Regions from separate parts of the Mus musculus genome. Here region 1 is linked to region 2. Evidence: chromatin loops called from intact Hi-C (ENCODE). Cell type or tissue: heart. All regions are shown on one strand. Links, peaks and the distances in the headings refer to the core of each region. The heading gives the core; the rest is flanking DNA.

Region 1 (10,491 bases), core at 1,933-9,932, 89 kb after region 2:
GCTACAGGTGTTAATCACCTAAGCCAGCAGTCTTTTAAGCTCAGAAAGCACAAGAAAGTTTTTAGGACTCTTTAGACATTATCATCAGCATTTCAGTATAATTAGAGAGCTAGAAAGCCCCAGGCCCTCAGACTTTAAAGCTATCACCAGAGTCCTTCTCTGTGACTCTACCACTACTCTGCCCCCGGGACGGGAGGCTCCCGGAAGTAGGCATTAGCTCAGGTTATACCTGCCCTGTCTAGAAGCCCTTGAGGGGAAGGAAGTTCATGGATTCTGGCTATCTGGATCCCAGCCCATAATGTAACAGGGAACTGAACTGGAGCCTGGGAAAACCCTAGAGCCAGAAATTCCATGAAGAGCCTGAGTTTAGGATGGCCTGGGATGGATGGAGTCTGGGCTCCCTGGGAAGGGGTGTGGTGAGTGAGGAGCAGGATCAGAGGCTGAACACAACATTTACAGAGTGGTCATTGAATGGGAACTCAGCAAAGTAAGCCACTCAGGCCCTTGGTACCTGAACCCCCAAGAAGCTGCTAGTAAAGACCTCACCCCACACATACTGTCCCACCCCCTGCCCTCAGCAAAGGCCAGGGTAGGTAGGATAACAGCCAGCAAACAGATGAAGGCCATCTCAGACAGTCAGGGATTGGTTCTGTGGTGCAGGGTGAGAGGGAGGGCATGGGAGGTTGGTGAGCAGACAGGATGGACACTCACCTGTTGTAGCCACTCAGTGAGAAGGCACCCTGTGGGGAGGCAGATGTGCTGCTCTTGAAGTAGTAGATGCAGCGCTTGTGGATGATCACAAAGCGGAGGGGCCCTGGGGACAATTCAGTGGCAGAGGTGAGCCACAGAGCCACCAGTTAACTCTACTCTGAGGAGGTCTCCAGAGGTCCTGGGCAACTTGGAAGCAAACCTCTGAGACTGCAGAAGGTAGAGCAGGGAGCTGAGCTGGTATGCTGCCCCTTCCTTGGACTTTCTTTGGGGTCAAATATAAACAAGTTCACTGGCACATGGGCAAGTTTTGGGGCACCATCCCAGGAAAGGCCTGGCCACAAAATCTGGCCCAAAAGGGGTAGATTAAGGCCTCAAGGGACAGTAAGAAAGGGTGGAGCCTGGACCAGAGGCCTAAGGAGGCCATGGCAGCCTTGCTTGGAGCAATAGGGCTATTGAGGAGGTGAGGACCTGACAGGACAAGGAGAGCAGAGCTTAGGCACCCAGAGCCGGCTGGTGAGAGCCATCGAGGTGGAGCTGTTCTCAGGCTCTAGGGCTCCTGCCCAGAACAGCCCCTCCTAACCCTGGGGAAAGGTTATTTATGGTTCTTCCTTGGAGCACATACATCTATACATTGCTATGCACACAGGGTCCAACAGTCCAGCTAGAGCATCCCAGGCAGGCAACACGGGGGCAGGGCATCCCTGGCAGAGGGCATCCCAGGGGCAAAAGGATGGAGTGTCCATGGCTGATCAGAGCCGGGCAAGGCTCTAGCGCTCTATGCCTTCGGCATCCTGACACTCAGCTGGCTCCTGGCCTGCCACATGGGACCATTCTGTGCCACATGACTCACCACCTCACCCACAAGTCACATGCAAGGCAAAAACAGCACTGAGGGACCAGATCTATCAGGCCACCCTGAGGACCTCCAGCCTTGGCTGCAGACTGAAGCACTCATGACTCCTCAGTTTGCCTGCTATACTATGTTGGATCCTGTGACAAGGTCCAGGGTAAGGAACTCATCAGGTTTCCTAGGTGTGCCAGCTGCTAGAAAAGGAAAAGAAATCTCAGGAGACCCACTAGAGCCCTGGAGAAGCAGAGCCGTGTCCTCCCTTTGAAACTCCCATGATCCAGTGACTCACATTTGAGCAGCTGCAGTTGGGTGCCACCCTTCTTATGCAGGTAACCAGCCTTCGCCACACCACCAGGCATGGTCAGCAAATTCTGGGCACCAATGGCCTTCATGGGGACAGGCCACTGCATCTCCTCAGCCGCCATGAAGCTGCAATTGAAGCAAAAGAGACAGGACTCAGCCGGGAGGACAGCGGGGAACAGTTTGGCAGGGGGTCCTGAGAGGGCATGGCTAAGATCTAGAAGGCAACGTGGAGGGTCAGGTCAGTGGAGGAGGACTCTTCATAAGTCCCCAGGCTTCTGAGTGGGGCTCTGGGGGTGACCATGCCACATAGTCAGTCCCCAATCCTCTTGGCGACACACCTGACTCCAGAATTCTGAGCACAGTCCTTTTACCACCGTGAATTCAGCGAGTTCATGGCCCCAGGAAGGCTGGGGCAGTAATGACTGAACTCAGGAAGCCCTAGCCTGGGCATATCAGGCCTTATGCCATAGCTACCCAAGGTTCCAATGCCTGGGCAGCTCACAAAGTGCTTGTCCTAGAGCAGGGGGCACTGGGGTCACCCCCTTGAAAATGGCTGTTCAAGAGCACTGAGGCAGGCAATGAGAACCTTTTCCATCAGATCTGATCTTCTATGGAGAGAAAGTCAGGTCCTGAGATGTCCACCCTTCCTCAGTAACTTCTGTCTATCCCCACTTTGAAGCCCTGAAGTCAGGTAATAGAAGAGCAAGCCAAGAGCCCCCCACTTCCCAGATTTAATAATTTGGGCTCCAATAGTTTGGCTTTCTGGGGGAACTCCAGCCTCAGTTGTTAGAGCTATAAATTGGGAGCACAGGGTGGACTCTGAACACACACACATACACCTTGTCATCAGTGCCATGAGGACCATTTGGCAGGTTTTCTAGTATCCACATTATCAGCCCAGAGTATCAAGACTCAGAGGGTCCTTCCTGTAAGGAACCCCAAGTGCCAGTCACAATTGCCCCCTAACTTGGCATTATTCTGTTGGTACACCCACTCACCCCATCAGGTCCCTCTTTGGACCCTGAGGCACTGCATGAGGGGAAGGTCAGGGATCTGCTCTCAACAAGGTGGGATGGCTCCAGCCATATCCAGAAGGGCAGGCTGCTGAGATTTCTATTACTATAGTGCCAACTCCCCCAAAAACACACAGAGAAAACCCTCCAGCCCCGGGGTGGCCTACGTCTGAAAGCTCAGCATTCAGAAGGCTGAAGCAGGGAAACCTACTGCATCCGAAAATGAAAGGAAAAAGGATGGAAATCAATTAAGCTCTTGTCAACGGCCAGGCTCACCTCACACCGCCAAATATGTGTTAGAGAATCAAGTTCCGTTGGCTACCCCATACACACACACATCACACACACACACACACACACACACACACACACACACACACACACTGAGAGAGAGAGAGAGAGAGAGAGAGAGAGAGAGAGAGAGAGAGAGAGAGCGCATTAACACTCAAATGCACTTGGTCCATGGTCCAGGCCATTGGTCAGGACCATTGGTCCTCGAACCACAGAACCACAGGCGGAGGTTTGGAACAATGGCGCGACCACACCCCCGCGCAGGGCCAAGGGGAACGCGGGTCCGAGCACAGCAGTGGAGTGCGAGGAGGGTGCCCACTCCCATGCCCATGCCGTGCAAGCAGATGGACAGACAGCGCGCCAGGCTCTCGAAGCCCCCTGGCCAGCCAACTCTGGCTGGCCCATGCTCTCCTTTGTTCTGAGTAGACGCCGGATAGCGCCTGGGGCTCCAGGGACTTTCGGTCCCGGGTCGTGGTGCAGAGGGTGGGGGCCCAGGTCTGAGGAGTGGAAGTCTGAACTGAGTGTGGATGCTCAGAACCAGGGCTGGGGCCCCAGATCCCGAGCCCCAGGCAGGATCAGTACTCACGGTGTCCACGCGGCGGGCACAGCCGGCTTCCGGGGGGCGGCCAGCGCCCGCCTTCCCTGTGAGCAGCGACAGGGTCCCGAGGTGGGCCCACCGGCCGCAGCCTCGTCCCTGGAGCCTGTCTCTCGCCAGCCCCAGCTCCGCGGCCGCGACCCTGAGCCCGCCATAGCTCGTAGAGCCCCAGGCCGGAGCTGCCCCTGGCTCCTCCCCTCGCGGGCGGTAGTGTAAGGGCTAGGGGCCAGGTAAGAAAGCGGACCCGCCCCTCCTTACGTCAGTTTCTCCACCCACTGCACTGAGGGTGGTGGGCTGCAATAAGTGGAAACTTGGAAACTTGTGTCTGTATAATCCAGAATTAAGAGCCATCCAGACAAACAAGGAAGCCACCAATGCGAATGAGGAAGTCACGCTCATATTCCCAACATCTGAGGATCCCGAAGTCCCCGCCTGCTGATCTCCACCCAGTTTGCACCTTGGATATGAGCGTCTATGGCACCCTACTTCCTACGCTAGTACCCCATCATGTCACCTTGCCAATGTCCACTCCATGGGTCTCCCTCGGGACGGAATTCCTCCAAGGAGTGAGCCAGCCCTTGGCAGCTCTTACCTACTTGGGCTTCTTTGAATACCTGTCCCAGAAGAGTGTTCCTGGATGCCTAAGGCTGGTAAAGCCCTGTTGACTTCCTAGGCATCCTTCCTTCTCCATCTCCCATCATCACACAGGCTGCCCCAAGATGGACTATCTGTGGCAGAAGGCAGCACACTTGCCCTTCAGAGGCAACTCTGGTATATTCCTCAGGCTTCACTCCCACCAACTGTCTATTCTAGACTCTTCTCCCTGGTGTCCAAGTCTCTATATTAGGCAAGCTCTCCAGGCCCCTTCCTACTATATGCAGCCTTGACGTTCCTACAGCTTTCTCACTCCAAGAGTCCGGCTGCCTGGGGCATTGGTTTCTGGAGGAACATCTTACCCAGAACACTAAGCTGCCTCCTTCTTCCAGCCACCCTGCATTACAGATCCCCGTCTCTACTGCTTCTGAGCAGGCCACACCTCTCCCTGCCTCCCCCAATTTCCCTTCCTCACCTTCCAGCCAACACACCATTCCCATCACATCATTATTCTAAATGCCATGGACACAATCCTGCCGGGGGGGGGGCATTAAAGAGGGTCTCACTCTGTAGCCCTGGCTTGGCTCTACCTTGGCATCCTCCTGCCTCAGCCTCCCAAGTACTGGTATTGCTGCTGTACACTATCACACCTGGCAACACTCTAGCACTTCCTAATCCAGCCCTACCTCTACTTTCGACCTTTTAGATGTGCTTTGCTCTGCTGTGCACAGACTCTGCTCACCCAAGCCCACAAGAATTCACCTTAGTCCAGGTTGTTTCCACTGCCTGCTGCTGCAAGTAAAGTAATTTAGCCATTAAATATTAGATTCCAAGAGCACTAGTCATATACAAACTCGCAGAGCAAATCCAATGAGGCCAGCATCACCTCAATACCCAAACCCAGATGAAGCTGTCACAGACACGAAAGCTACAGACCAATAAGTCTCTGAGGATTTCTGTTTGTGTATCTTTTTTATGACAGAATAGCTCGGGCTGGCCTTGAACTTCTGATTTCCCTGCTTCCATATCCTAAGTTTGAGGATGACCACATCTGGCTTAAGCAGTGTTGAGGACTGAAACTAGACAGGAGTCTACCAACTGAGCCATATCCCCAGCCCCAAATCCCCTTCTGGGCACAGCATAAACATTCTCCACAAGATGCTAGCAAACTGAATCTAACAGCACATAAAAAAATACAATAATAAATAAATCTAAAAAGAAAAAAGAAGGGAAGAAAGAGAGAAAGGAAGGAAGGAAGGAAGGAAGGAAGGAAGAAAAACAGCAGAAGGGAACTCTCTAAACCTAACAAAGGCCATCTAAGAAAAGCCTACAGCTATTACAGCCGGAAGTAAAAGGCCGAACATTTTCAGTTTCCTGAAAGGCAGGAACAAGGCAAGGATCCCATTGCTTCTTTTCAACATTGTATGGAAAGTGTGGCCAAGGAAAGTATATAATAAAAAGAAATTGAATGTCAGGCTGGACAGGCAGTCAGTGGTTAGGAGCCTGACTGCTTTTACAGAGGATCCAGCACCCACAAGGAATCTCACATCTGTCTGCAGCTCCAGCTCCAGGGGACTTGATGCCCTCTTCTGGCCTCTACAAGCACTACATACATTTGCTGTGCAGACACAAGTAAATCAAGTGTCCAGATAAGAAAAACAAACAAACAAAAACAAAACCTAAGCAATGATTACATGGCTTTATGTAGCAAAAATTCCAAGGAAGTTATAAATTATCAGGACTAATAAGTGGGTTTTGCAAGGTAGAAGGATGTGCTAGCAACAAGTCTGGGAACAAATGAGGTTCAGCATTCCCTCTTCTGAGTACCCATGAATAGTAGCTGGTCCTATGTCCCCAGCCTGGGGCTAGTGACCCAGCCTTCCTTCCACCTGACACTGGCCATAGTAGGTTATCACTATCCCCCAAACTTACTTAGCCTGCAGGCCCTGCCCAGAGTGGGAAGCCAGAGTGCCCAGAGTAAACTAGACAGTTGCTTCTGGTGGGTAGTTGGTCTGAGGATTGTGGAAGGGAGCTGAAACAGAGCCCTGCTCTGATGTCTGGAGCTGCTGCAAGGAAAGATGTGCCTACCTCCCCCTGGCTGCATGTTTGGGTGGGGTTGGGTGCAAGAGTTAAGCGGTTTCAGCCCCATCTTGTTTCAACTCAGTGGCCAGCAGGAGACAGCCTAGCTACCACCTTCCTGTGGGCAGAATGAAAGCTTGTGGGCGGCCATTGAACACCTTGCTGGAGAGGATGTCATGAGAGCCAAGTGATACTCTACTTCATCTCTCCTAGGAACGTTCGCACTTCAGAACCGGAATCACAACCCCTCTCCAGATAAGCCCTGCCTGACACCAGGTGACCCTGCTCAGGAACCCAATACCAATCTAAGCTAGGAGCAGAAAGAGGATGTGCCACCTGGGGGGTGGGAGGCGGTTACTACCATGCTTTTCCTGGAGAGTTTTAGCTCAGCCTACAGAGTCCAGCGCCACCTGTGCCTGGGAAAGCTGGAGAGAAACTAAAGAACTCCTGGCTCGCCTGTGAACAGAATGAAGACTCTTAGCCGCCCACTAACCAGACTAGCCACCTCAGTACCCACAGCACCACCCCGGACCCAGGGACCTAATAGCACAATTCAACTCAACTGTCAGGGAACTGACAGTTCATGGAGCAGGGATGCCCAGTTCCCTTCTCTGTAGGAACAGCAACCTTGGTGGGCTGAGCCACCGTGGATGAGAGTTTTGAGGGATAGTATGGAGACATAAGTTCAAACCCCACTTGGCCCTCATCTTCCAATTAGGAAGTCCCTATCAGCAGAGGAGGCATGGAAGAGCCCAGTCCCCTGATAACCTAGCAACAAATCCCCTCCCTCTGTAGGAGGCTGGGGTAGCAGGGTCAGGACTCATTTGCTAGGCTCATTCTGTTTTGTGGATCCTTTTGCTTGTAGCTGCAGGCCTCTCCCCGGCCCCACACCAGACCTTTGCAAGTCAGTGGTTGTGGCTAAAGCCCATGAGACCACGTAGAAGGTGTGAGATAATTGTTTGCATGTGTGTATGTGGACATGCATTTGAGCCTGTAAGTTTATGTCTGTGCTTGCATGCACACCAGGAAGGCTGGACACCTGCCACACATCCTCCAAGTCAAGTCTCTCTGCTTCTCTATACATCTTCCTCCCTCCCCTTCTCTCATAACTGGTCTTGATTCAGGTAACACTGTTTCCAGAGGCTGCTAGAGGATATGGACTGGGCCACTCAATAAAAACCACTCTGTGCCACAAAGTCAGCCAGAACAAGTTCTGTGGCTTGTGCCTGCCCTGGGACCCTGTGAGTCTGCAGAGGTGAGTGGTCATCACCTGCAAGGGTCCATACATTCTTGGTGGCTCTGCACACCTGGTTAACATCACAGGTGTTACATTCACACAACATACATGTATGCACATTGATACATGTGCATATATACATGCATATATGAGCCTATCCATGAGCCCCCGACACCTGTGGATATGTCCCTGCCTATGTGAAGCACACTTATTCCTGTGATCAAGCCGGACTGCTCTTTGTGAAGCTGCAGGGTAAGGCGGGGGTGGGGGTTCTAGCCCAAGGAAAAGGAAAGCAGGTACCACTGGGGCACTTGTGCATACATATGTTCTCATGTACACACATATACACATAATCTCAACTTAACCCTCATCTTACACATATACATGCACATATACTCATTGTGAGGGTTTGAATGAGAATGGCCCCCAAGTGGTAGAACTGTTTGAGAAGGATTAAGAGGTGTGGCTTTGTTCTAGGAGGTGTGTCACTGGGTGTGGGCTTTGAAGTTTCAAAACCCCCACGCCATTCCCAATTAGTCCTTTCTGCCTTGTGCTTGTCAATCAGATGTGAGCTCTCGAGGATTGCTCCAGTGCAATGCCTGTTTACCTGCTACCATGCTTCCTGTGTGACGGTTGCAGATTCTAACCTTCTGGACCGGTGAGCTCCGGGTTTAAGCACTTTCTTTCATGAGTTACCTTGATCATGGTTTTTGTCCCCACAACTGGAAAATAACTAAGACATTTTTGTTCTCATAGGAACTGAACCACACATCCAGACACAATAATCACACATGCACACATACTTATTCATGTGTTCAGACACATGCTTTTGAAGCTGTAGAGATGGTTTTGCAGTTAAAAGTGGGTGCTGCTCTTGCAGAGGGTCCCTTTGGTTCACATCAGTAGCACACAATTGCCTGCAACTCAAGATCCAGGGGATCTGATATGGTTTTCTTCTAGACCTGTGGGCAGCTTTACTCATGTGCATATGTTATCACATACATACACACACATACATAATACATATATGTATATATACATATATATACACACATAATTAAAATGACATTTTTTAAAAAGCATAAACGCATGTGTTCACACTCACACATACTTACACAAGTGCTTGATGACACATTCATACCATACATATATGCAAATCACCTAGATATTCACACTCATATACACACAAAGACACACTTACAGTCTCCTAAGACCCTTCATGGATGGTCCCTAGAAGCTAGCCTGGCCCTGCCTACTCCTTGACTGCTCATCAGCCTTGACAGGGTGCGTGAACTCAGGCTTTGCTTTGCACTTTACAGGCTAGGACACTGAGGCTCAGAATGGCTCAGGACTTGCACTGGCCACTCCCCATAGGCCAGACTTGATGCTCTTCAGGGACCAACCCACATCATCACAACACCCTGACATGCCAACCAGGGCCATCCCCATGTCACCAGTGAAGATATCCAGGGTCAAAGAAGCCAACAACTCATCCAAAGCTGCATGCCCAGTATTCATCCAGCAAGTCAGAGCACTCTACCCCTCCCCACGCAGCCCACACCTCGCCCCTGAGGCTGCCCCAGCTCACAAGATCTCACAAGCTCTTCCCTCTTAGTTTCTCTTTCTTCCTTCCTCTTCTCAGAATCGTTCTCTGTTAGAAAATCAAAACCAAAATTCTAGAAAGGCCCAATGACAAGTCATACCAGATAACATGGGGGGCTGGGGGTGACAGCCACAGGGTCTGCAGCCCTGTCACTTTCACAAGGACAGACCCCTACCGTCAGGTTTCTGAGGCCTTGGGATTATCCACTTTATGTGAGAACCTTGAGCACAGCACTCTCATACAAGCAGCCAGGACTTCTCAAATCCTCTCAAGTGCACATGCACACACACACACACACACACACACACACACACACACACACACACAAGCATGTGTAGACACAGAACCTAACCCCAAGACCACCCCAGACAGGGTTTACAGTAGCTGGCCTTCTACTCTGGCAAGCTGTCTTCCGCCTCCCCACAGCTGCTGTTGGGTGACATGAAGTCTTAAGAGTTTTAATGGCCAGTTTCCTCTCTGGGCTCCATTTGGACCATTCAGATAGATATAGGGGCTAAGTTGATAGAGGCCAATCTCCTCGGAGTTTATTGCTTCTCACAGGACTGAGTCCCAATCAGTCCCTACCCCTACCCTGGTAAGGGCTATGATCTTCCCTTTCCTCTCCCCCACCCCCGCCCCAAGTCCTGCAGTGGCTAGGCCAGAGTCATCTCCAGAACCCCTGTTCAACTTACCTCATGGCACTGACCCAACACATGGTACAACTTCCTGTGACCTGCTGGGGACAGGTGTCCTTAAATCCGGAAAGGCTATTCAGCTCAGGGGCTATGAGGAGGGACTGCAACCTGCATCCCCCAGACATGAGATCCTCAAGGCCCCTGGCTGTTCCCAGCACTGCCGAGCCTGCAGAGCAGTGCAGTAGGCTTCACGGGGTGGGGGAAGCTGGGGCCAACAGGGTTTCCTCCCTGTTTGGGACTTCCTGTTACTGGGCAGTCCCAAGGAGAAGGCGTTTTCTAACTTCCCCACAGCAAGGTCCTAAAAGCCACTTGGGGCTCAGCGCAGTACTCCAGCAGCCTGCTGGGTTTTGGCCACTGAGGTTACTCAGTTCTGGGGCCAGCTGTGTGGCTACAGAGATAGCTTCCTGTAGAACTTCCTGGCCAGAGTCTCAAGGCCAACTCAGCTATCAACCCATGAAGCCCCTCACAGTTTAGGGTGTCTGGCCTGAGGAAGACGGTGCTGATGTCTCCCATTGGGAGC
Region 2 (10,491 bases), core at 1,154-9,153:
TGGAATTAGCTCACTGATATCTAGCAAGACCCGGCAGCTTGGTGCACGGCTGAGCTACTCCAGCGCAGGCCCCCTGAGCTTGTGATACCTGGGTCCTTTCTGACCTGTCACGCTTGGGATTCAGGTTCCACTCTGGTGCACCCTTTTAGAGCACTTGGGAAGAACTCGGAATTGCTCGTGGTCTCCGACAAAGCAGATGTGACCACCTGGCAGAGGGGAAGCCTCCCCTTGCACTGGGCAAATAGACTGAGCACCCTGACAGCGACTGAGGCAAATCACACCAGGTATGTGTGACACCCCAGGGACATCAAGAATAAATGTCCTAACATGTGCAGCATTGTTTTCAAAGTATACTTATTTGATTGGGAACTGAAACTGAGTCCGCATTTTAAAGTATTGTTGCATGTCTTGTGCTTCTTTCTGCTCTGGGTAAACTATTTCCTAGACTGCCATAATGAGCCATTTAGCCTTTCTGCTGATGTAATTCCACTTAGATTTTCTGAGCTGTGGGTGAGACATTTCATTGGCTTATGAGTAACTACTGAAATAAGGTGAGCTGAGTCCCTTTCATTGTCCTGTGTCCTTGTAGGCTGTCCTGCGTAGCCTCGTGTTTGAGCCTGATGAAGCACTGCGTGCTCATGTACCAGGCACTGCCGTCCTTCCACGCCATCTTCAGGCCCCATCAAGCCCTCCTGTCGAAGCATCTTGCAGATTGTAGCCTCCCCCAAGAACTTCAGGTGAGGCCTTCCAGTCACTAGGCGCCTTGCCCTGTCCCGGGCTGTTCAGGACCCAGCACCAGCTTAGTGTTTTTGTCATTGAAGTTGCAGCTTAAAAGGCATCACAGGGAAGTCTACCAAAACTGTCTACAATCTCAGAAGCACAAAGGGAAAATGGCCCCACTCGTTCCAGGCCATCCAAAGCACCTTACCCCACAGTTTCTGAGGGTGACCTCGAAGGACACCCTCACTTGGTCCTTGGAGCCCCCGTGTGTCTAAACAAGGCTTTTGCTGCTTTATTTAGCATGTGTGGTAGTCAGCAGCTCTTCATGCTTATACTTGGTCCCCATCCCATCTAGGTGTCCTTACCCTGTCCCTCCTTACTATCTGTGCCCCTTGTTCCTGACTGGTTTCCTGTCCTCTGCCTTCTGCCGTTCCCACCCTCATCATCAGTTATCCGCATACCAGCCCAGCTTCCTTGGAGAAAAAGGCATGTTGTCTCCTCTGTACCCTCCCCCCAGTGACATCTCCATTCACAATAAAAGACAGAGGGTCAGGCTACAGTGCAGGCTGGAGTGACCTTCCCTTGGCCTCACCACCTGCACTCTGGGCTTCTCACAGGCTTTCCCTCAATTTTGGTGATGTTCACAGTTGCTCTTTCCTGGCCCCTGCACAGAGCTTTGTGTGCTGTTTGCCCATGGTGCTGACCTTTCCTGTACACATTACACCCTCGTCTTTGTGCCACTTGAAGACAGACCCTGGCTTTCCTGATTGCTGAGTCCCCCAAGTCTGGAGCAAGCCATTCCTTGACTGTACTGAGTCACTAGCACCTCCTCAAACAATCACTGTGGACATGACTGTGGTTGTCCCTTCTTTTTAAAGGGATCCCTGGTCCTACAGATTTAGGCTGGCCAGTTAGGGTTATGGAGCTTGTAGTTTCTCAGTTCTCACATGACATTTAGATGGACCAAGACTATATACAATGGGTGCAGGGAGGCAAGCAAATTGGGATCCAGAGCACATCTGTGTGAGGGGAAGGGACAGACCAACATCAGTGAGCTGGCTTCTACAGGCTTCCCTGGAAGCCACAGCTTTAGCGAGACGTGTCTTAGCTGTGTTTGAGCAGGAATCCTGTTCTGCCTGACAGCATCATGCTGCTCTAACAGCTGCCTCCACACACTGCAGGTCACCTAGGCAGGGAAGGTGGTCTTATGTGCTTTAATCCCAATTGTGCTGATGGTGCCTTGCCAGTGTGTCCCTGCAGAAAGGCCATATGCTACTCTCTGGACACAAGCTCTTTCATTTACAGCTTTCTCTCTGGGTGTGGGGTTATTTATGCATTGGCATATGTATGGAGGTCAGAGGGCAATGCCTTTGAAATTTAGTTTCCAGAGATTGAACTCAGGCTTGGTGGCAGGAGACCTTATATGCTGAACCATCTGCTCGTCCTAATTGCATTGCTGTTCCCTATATAGAGGATGGCAATGCAGCCAAGCTGCACCTGACACGGCCCAGTGGGTGTAGAGTAGGCAGTGGCAAGTATGGCCTCTAGGAGACCTCTTAACCATGCCTTTACATGTTCCTTAGGAGCTGGCTCAAAGCATACTGTCAGCAATGGAAGGCCAGAAGCAGCACTGCCGCCCGCTGGTGTGTGAGAAGAGCAAGCCCGTCCCACTGAAGCAGTTCACCCCCCGGCTAGTCAAAGTGTGAGTGCTGGGGGACCCTGTGGAGGCCAGGACTGTCTGTAGGCTAGAGGTGGGCGATGCACCTGCTTCAGCCTGGGACAGGAGACATTGCAGTCGGCAGTCAGCTCACCTCTATAGCCTTTTTGATTCTAACTTTAGGCTTGAGTTTGGACGGAAACAAGGCAGCAGTAAAGAAGAACAGGAAAGGAAAAGACTAATCCACAAACACAAGCGGGAATTTAAAGGCGCCGTCCGAGAGATCCGAAAGGACAATCAGTTCCTGGCCAGGATGCAGCTCTCAGAAATCATGGAAAGGTGAGGAGGAACTGTGTGTACGGGACTAGGGCACCGCTGTGGTGTGACACCACACTCATAGGCCGCTGGTTTTTCTCAGCACTGGGGAGTATGGTGAGCGATATACTTGGCAGCCTTTGCAGGACTGAGGGTAGAGCCATGCATGTGTGGTTCTGAACTGTTAGTGTTCAAACTGAAGAAAGCAAAATACCTGAGAACTGATGCAAGATTAACACTTGCTTTTTTCTCTTTCTCTTTAGGGATGCAGAAAGAAAGCGTAAAGTAAAACAGCTTTTTAATAGCCTGGCCACGCAAGAAGGTGAATGGAAGGCTCTTAAGAGGAAAAAGTTCAAAAAATAAATTGTCTTGTAATGTAGCAAGGCTGTGTGGTGTGTTGTAATGAAGGGTTCTGGGGGTTCATTGTGGAGTGTGGGGTCCCATCTCCCTGCCATGCTCAGACACAGGTTGGGGATGTCTGTGAGAGCTCTGCACTGTTAGATGATAGCCACACACAGAATGACATTTAGGCAGTTGTCCATAAAACTGACAAGCTGTCATAGTGTGGGTAAGTACATTATATACGTTTTACAGTGAAGTCGCCTTCCCACACACTTATCAGATCACCTATCACACATGACAGAACAGGACTGAATCCTTACGTCCAGCCTGGCCCTTGTCACCTGCTATGGCTCTGAGGTGTGAGATCTTGTGCGAGGGTTGGTGGTGCTGAGTAGGAGTTGCGTTTTGGATGTGGTGAAGCCACTGTTGGAGCACAGAATGAATGGCTGTGGGCATCCTGCAGCTCAGAAAGTGCTGGTCAAGAACAACCCTGAAGGGAGATTGGGCTCAGCAGCTTGGCTTACAGGGGCTACATCTACCAACAGTACTCACCTTGTCACCTCTCCCTGTGATTCTTCTGGGACAGAGGCTGCATGACCCACGAGGGGCCTGGGCCTGACACACGCACCAGCTAGGCTACCATCCAGCCCCAGCTTCCTCCACGCCTGAATTAGCCACAGGGCTCTGCCGTACAATGGCTCTGTGTAGCCAACTGCAGCAAGAAGCAGGGTGGCCAAATCTGATACTGGGCATAGATTGAGCAATCTATGAGGAGGAACATGCCAAGGAAAAGTTTATAGAGCCTCCAGATACTGTCCTGTGTCGTCAGAAGGGGAACACAATCCAGCTAGAAGAGCCTATCACTCGAGTGCATCCGGTGTTGTCCTCTGGGAAAGAGTCAGTGTGGACTGTATGGCTCCAACAGGTTAACAGCACTGAAGGGATAGGACTTTAGTGGTTCATCTATCTAAAAGATGAGTCTTTGCTCCAGCTGTTCTCATACTTCAGAGTTGATTGAGGATGACTAAATCCTGAATCCTGTTCTTTCTGTCTCCACCGAGTGCTGGTACTAGAGGTGGGCATCACCATCCCCAACTCCAGCATGGTTTAGAGTAAGCTAAAGTAGGAGGGTCAGGAATTCAAGGTCAACCGTGGCTACATGAGACCCTGATTCAAAAGAAAGATATATAGGTACCAAGGAGACTGAACTGCACAGACAAGCTGTCTCTTACATACACTTAGCTCTTCAGAACTTCACCGCTTGCTTCTAATGCATCTGGAAGCCTGCAAGCCTTCTCTATACTTGGCTGCTGGGAGACTCCAAACCCAGTTCCCGCCACAGCACGGCCTCCCGGAAGAGGAGGTGCCTGTTCCGAAGCCTCCGGGGTGTGGCTGCTATCCAGGGAGGTTCCCTGTTCATCCACCCGTTTGTCCCCGCCTGGAGCTGCGGCACGTGTGCACAGGTCCCAGCTGGGTAGGTGGGAAGCAAAGGTTTCGATATCGTGTGAGGAGGCCGAAGTGGTACACGAACAGGAGCTCAGGGCGCCTACGACTCCCCAACCAGGGATTCCCGTCTTCTCCCCGTTACCCGCTTCACAACAGGGGGCGCCCTGACCACTGCGGCCCTGAGCTTACTGCTGCCCTAGGTTGGTAAGGGAGTCGGGCCTTGAAGGGTGTGCCAGGACCGCATTGGAACCACTTCCGTTTTGTCTGGCAAGAACCTGCAAATTCAGCTTTCAATTGTCAGGTAAACGGGGCCGTCATCACCACACCCTCCTTCCCCCAGCAGGGTCGGAGCTTCCACCATGGGCTGGGCAGGGGATGCGGGCTGTACGCCTCGTCCGCCTATACGGCCTCGGCCCGCGTCCGAGCGTCGCGTGATCATCGTGCTCTTCCTCGGCCTGCTACTCGACCTCCTGGCGTTCACGCTGTTGCTGCCTCTGCTGCCTGGGCTGCTGGAGAGACACGGCCGCGAACAAGTAAGCCCCTCCCCCAAGGCGGGAGCTCTCCCCATGCCTAGCCTATCACAGATTTATCCAGCTGGAGTTACTTTCCTCTTTACCCAGGACCCCCTCTATGGCTCCTGGCAGCGTGGGGTAGACTGGTTTGCTTCAGCCATCGGGATGCCAGCGGAAAAGAGGTACAACAGTGTCCTGTTCGGAGGTATGTCGCTGTGTGCCATGCTGGGGCCCACAACCTTTTTTTGGAGAGCTAGTTCTGCCTAGGCTCTTGGTCAATCATCCTCCCTGGGTTCCTGCCTCCTTTAACTGAAAGGTGTGGGTTGGTTTTGTTGTTGTTGTTGTTTGGGGGAGGGGGTTGTTTTGTTTTGTCTTTTTGTTTTTGGTTGGCTTTTTTTTTTAAACTGAGGCCACCCGAGCTTCAGTCGATGGCCTGTGAATATAGGGCTAAGTGTGGTCAACACTCTAGGACTGATCCTCTGTCTCTCAGGTCTCATCGGCTCGGCCTTCTCCCTCCTGCAGTTCTTCTCCGCACCACTCACAGGAGCTGCCTCTGATTACCTGGGGAGGCGCCCAGTGATGATGTTGTCCCTGGTAAGCCTCTGGAGCCAGCTGTCAACAGGCAGAGGGGAGAATGCAGCTGTGGGGCTCCCCTGCCAACAGTGGGCTCCCATCCCTTCTAGAGGGATCTTCTGGCCCCTGGTGTTACACCAAGCTAAATACACCTAAGGAAAGTACAGGGACACAAGTGGCCCGGGTCTGAGGGTTATATGCTTGCCTGCCTTGCTCTGGGTGCTTCCTGGCCTGAAGTGACCGATCCTGCCACTTGGCCTCCACCCATTGGCAGACAGGTTTGGCCATCTCCTATGCAGTGTGGGCTACCTCTCGGAGCTTTAAGGCCTTCTTGGCCTCCAGGGTGATCGGAGGCATCAGCAAGGGGAACGTTAACCTCTCCACAGCCATTGTCGCTGACCTGGGCTCACCTCCAACCCGCAGCCAAGGCATGGTGAGTGAACAGACCTAGGGAACGGGGATTGATGTCTGGGCTTCAGACTCCATGCCTAGCTCAGGTCTTTTCCCTAGGCAGTCATCGGGGTAGCCTTCTCCTTGGCCTTTACTCTGGGTCCCATGCTGGGAGCATTCCTGTCTGTGGAAATGGTGCCCTGGATCAGCCTACTTTTTGCCATCTCCGACATGTTGTTCATCTTCTGTTTCTTGCCAGAGACACTGCCCCAGGAAAAGCGGGTAGGCCCGGGTCCCCGGAGGGGTGAGGGCTCCTGAGGGTTGGAAGGGGTTTCCTTTCTTATCTGTACCATTGGCAGGGGAGACTGGCCTGCCCTCAAGCTGCTAACATCACAACACCTCTTGGGTTTCTGGGATCTGACAGGTCCTGGTCCCTAAGCTGCCAGGCTGTGTGCTCCCAGCCTCCTGGCCAGCCCTCGCTTTCTCCCACAGGCATCTTCTGTCACCCTGGGCTTCCACACTGCTGCCCACCTGCTCAGCCCCCTGGCCCTGCTTCGCTTTGCGGCTGTCACTCACAGTCAGGACCCGCCTGCTGAGCACAGTAAGGAGGCTTACCCCGGACTGAGCTCTCAGAGTCTTGACCAACCAGCATGAACAACGATCAACCTGTGGTCTGTGTTGACTTGCAGGACTCAGAAACTTACGCCGTTTGGGTCTTGTCTACTTCCTCTACCTCTTCCTGTTCTCAGGCCTGGAGTACACACTCAGCTTCCTGGCACATCAGCGCTTCCAGTTCAGCAGGTAGGTCTCCATATTAGTGGCTTCGAGGTTCTCAGACCCCAGGTCCAGGAAGCCTTTGTGGTACCCCTCCCAGCACTCTGGCTGGTGGCCTTGCCCATCCCCCAGGCAGTTGGTGGCCTAGGGGGCTGGGCGCTCACCCTCCACCTCCTAGCCTGCAGCAGGGCAAGATGTTTTTCTTCATCGGCCTCACCATGGCCACCATACAGGGCACCTACGCCCGGCGGATCAGCCCTGGCAAGGAAGCTGCAGCTGTGACGAGGGTAAGGGACTTACTTCCTCTACAGTGAGCACTCCAGGCAGGCTGGAAACCCAGTCCTGAGACTTCTGTCTTCCCTAGGCAATGCTGCTGCTAGTACCAGCCTTCCTCTTAATTGGCTGGGCACACTCGCTGCCTACGTTGGGCTTGGGACTGATGCTCTACTCCTTTGGTGAGTGGGCTCTGCCAGAGCTGGGGTAGACATCCTCGTGCCTCTCCTAGGCTAACAAGTGCCTCCCATACTCTCTCACCAGCTGCTGCTGTTGTGGTGCCTGGTCTGTCCACCATGGTCTCCAGTTATGGTGAGAGTCCTCCCCAAAAGGCTATGCAGGGTAGGAGAGCTGACAGACATCTGACAAGTCCTCTCCCTTCAGGTTCTCCAGGGCAAAAAGGCACAATCATGGGCATACTGCGGAGCCTAGGCGCCCTAGGCAGGGCGTTGGGGCCGGTGGTGGCTGCCTCAGGTAAGTGCTAGCACTTCCTCCTGCAGCCTTCCCCAGCTGCCTGCTCTGTGCCTGGGGGGGTGGGGGGGTGCAGGAACGGGACTGTGAAGCCTGGGTGGGCACCTGTCTCTCCACAGTGTACTGGCTGACTGGGGCCCAGGTCTGCTTCACTGTGTGCTCGGCCCTCTTTCTGCTCCCCTTCCTACTCCTGTGGAAGCTGAAGCATCCAGCAGAGACTTCCAAGGAGGAGTAGCTGAGCTGCCACACCCAACCCCAGCTGTCTGGCTGCCAGGTGGGAACCTGGGCCCAGACCACTCAGCTCCTAGCACACTCCTCCCACCGGGCCCAGGGAGGCTCGCCACGCCCCTCCTCTCTCTGGATGGCAACCCAGCAGGAAGCCTGGGCAGCTACACCCTTTTCTTACTCCAAAACCTTTTAGGCTTCCAGAATTTTTTTTATATCTTATTCTTCTGAATGACCAAATAAAGCAGCTATTTTGTACCAAGTGCCTTTCCGTCTTACTATTCTTTGACAGTTGTGTACTAAGTGTTATATGGTAATATAACTACCCCATTGAAGAACCACTTTCTAACAACCCCCTCCCCTCTGTTTTGGTGGCCCACTGGAATTTAGTTAGTGTGGGTATAGGGTGGGGCTATTTACTGGAGTGTGGGCCACATCACTGCAGTGAATGACTCCCCTCCCACAGCAACCTTAACCTTTTTTTTTAATATGAATACACTGTCACTCTCCTCAGACACACCAGAAGAGGGCATTGGATCCCATTCCAGATGGTTGTGATTCACTATGTGGTTGCTGGGAATTGAACTCAGAACCTATGAAAGAGCAGTCAGTGCTCTTACTCTCTAGCCCAACCTTAACTTCTAATGGGAAGAGGGGTGAGGCCTACCAAGCTCCTCCCCATCAGTGACAGAGCACCGCCACACCCCAACTTCATGATAAAGTTGTGTATGTGGCAGAAAAGGCTGCTGTAAGTATAAGGTACAAGGGATCCCAAGTTCATAGCTACGGATGACATCTGACCAAGAATTAAAAAGCCTGGGTTGGAAAGATAGCTCAGCTGTTAAGAGCACTGGCTGCTCTTCCAGAGGACCCAGGTTCAATTCCCAGAATCTCCATGGCAACTCACAATGTCTGTAACTCAAAGTTCGGAAGATCTGGCACCCTCACACAGACATATATGCAGGAAAAACATAATATAAATAAGAGTGAAAAATAAACCTTAAAAAGACTGGTGGTGGCCAGGTGTGATGGCGCACCCCTTTAATCCCAGCACTCAGGAGGCTGAGGCAGATGGATTTCTGAGTTCAAGGCCAGCCGAGTTCCAGGACAGCCAGGGCTATACAGAGAAACCCTGTCTCAAAAAAACAGAAAACAAAACAAAAAAAGATGGGAGGTAGTGGTGGTGGCATACTTGTTTGACCACAGCACTCAGGAGGCAGAGGCAGAAGGAATTCTGTGAGTTCAAGGCTAGCCTGGTCTATAGAGTTCCAAGACAGCCAGGGTTACACAGAGAAACCCTGCCTCAAAAAACAAACAAAACTTAAAGGAAAAAAGACTTTTAGTTTTTAACACAGGACAAACACTTAGGAAGCCCTATTTTAGGGCCAGCAAGGTGTCCTAGCAGACAAGGAGGGCACCTGCCACCAAGCCTAATGACCTGAAGTTAATCCCCAGAACCCATATGGTAGAAAACATACTGCTCAGCTTTTCCTCTGACATACATGCACACAACATAGAACAGACATGCGTACCTCAGACCTATGCACAGCTAAATAAACTAAGGGAACAAAGGCATAAAAATGCAAAGTTGCCCCCAACCTTAGACAAGGAAACTGCTTAAAGACTTTTATTTGTGAGTAAAACCTGTTACAATGAGGAGAGGACACACAGGACCTGTCCTCCAAGTCTGTCCATATATGCAACGATATTTCATGTGTAATACAAAGAATTAGACTACAAAAGTGAGAAGAGTCATTGCATATGTGGGATAAAGGAAGGGCCAAAAGGAAGGATGAGGAAGAGTCCGGATGAGGGGACTGGGGACCAGGTAAGAGCTCAGGCCACCGTGGTGACTGGTGAGACTAGCAGTGCAAGAGGCTGTGGGGCCCTGCTTGGTGCCCCATGGGAGGATCACAGGGCTCTGTCCACACCTGAGCACCTGCTCTGCAGGCCCAACTGCAGCAGGGGTGTCGAGGGCTCCAGCAGGGCTCCAGCAGGCTTCCTCACTCTAGCCAGGCTGGCAGTGGCAGCTCCTGAACAAGGCCCCATTAGGATTCCACCTGACACTCGGCGCTCCCCACTAAGCCCTTTTCCAGGGATGAAAGTTAAGTAAAAATTCATAAAGGATGGATCAAGAGGTCATGGGCTCTATGAATGATGCAACACATTAGATGGTACCTCCAAGGCTGGCTTCTACCATGAGTTACCCTTTATGTAAAACCTCCCCACACAAGTCAAGAGTGTTCTGCTGCAGTCTGTCACAGGCTCTACAACAAAAACTAACGCAAAGAGTGGCCTATTCAAATTCACAGTTAAAATGTAAGCTAAATTGCAAACCTGCTGAAAGAAAGTTTTAGAACGGACTCTTCACCCTCCTGGTATCTGTTCCCTAAGATGGGAATCCAAGACCCCAGTAAGATCAACTATGAGCGCCTGAATGTGGTTTTGGTCATAGGGTCACCAGTTAGACCATGCATAGCGTTGTGCTGGGTATACACAGGGTTGCTCACTGCTAGCGCAGCAGCTGCAACCCATTTCTTTAAGGCAGCCACAGTGCCCTGGGCCGCTGATGGACATGAGAGTGTTTTCTCAGACCATGGCTGGGGTATGTGGATACCTGTGTATGGGATAACTGACATCACCAAGCAGAGGATGCCAGCAAAAGCCGAGTCCAAATCAGCCACCTGAGACTCCACAGAGTGGAGGGAAACTGAGCAGACAATTCGATACTCACGACAGAAAGGAGAGTGAGAGGCAAGGCTCAGGAGGGTGACGCTGTAACCAGAGCTGGCA

Evidence for each region. Hi-C counts contacts between places; a loop is a spot of excess contacts. Peaks named below come from ENCODE experiments on the same cell type or tissue, not always from the same donor. Only the 100,000 strongest peaks of a DNase experiment are listed, where the experiment ranks them.
Region 1: a loop joins it to region 2, with 3 times the contacts of the local background. A loop is called at or near these places in 25 of 42 quality-filtered maps.

What each region holds. Positions count from the first base shown.
Region 1 is chr5:34,543,060-34,553,550 of GRCm38, reverse strand. It overlaps Sh3bp2 (SH3-domain binding protein 2), which reads right to left and starts at 3,975. Exons shown (of 13, transcript NM_001145859.1): 1 at 3,755-3,975; 2 at 1,851-1,990; 3 at 712-814. The coding sequence starts at 3,918. In heart, for the core only: CTCF peaks have their summits at 3,764 and 5,943 (motif pointing left); DNase peaks (open chromatin) are centred at 3,600, 3,840 and 9,067; H3K4me3 peaks cover 2,048 bases; H3K27ac peaks cover 1,478 bases.
Region 2 is chr5:34,631,116-34,641,606 of GRCm38, reverse strand. It overlaps Mfsd10 (major facilitator superfamily domain containing 10), which reads left to right and starts at 4,395. Exons shown (of 13, transcript NM_026660.3): 1 at 4,395-4,680; 2 at 4,824-5,013; 3 at 5,101-5,197; 4 at 5,483-5,586; 5 at 5,840-5,998; 6 at 6,076-6,237; 7 at 6,448-6,556; 8 at 6,645-6,756; 9 at 6,908-7,016; 10 at 7,094-7,184; 11 at 7,267-7,314; 12 at 7,387-7,476; 13 at 7,593-7,961. The coding sequence starts at 4,840. The coding sequence ends at 7,708. It overlaps Nop14 (NOP14 nucleolar protein), which reads left to right. Exons shown (of 18, transcript NM_029278.2): 14 at 125-284; 15 at 590-737; 16 at 2,304-2,422; 17 at 2,561-2,716; 18 at 2,956-3,071. The coding sequence ends at 3,055. Add1 (adducin 1 (alpha)) reads right to left here. Exons shown (of 16, transcript NM_001331082.1): 16 at 9,299-10,491. In heart, for the core only: a CTCF peak has its summit at 4,628 (motif pointing right); DNase peaks (open chromatin) are centred at 4,426, 5,026, 5,656, 7,766 and 2 weaker places; H3K4me3 peaks cover 2,124 bases; H3K27ac peaks cover 2,145 bases.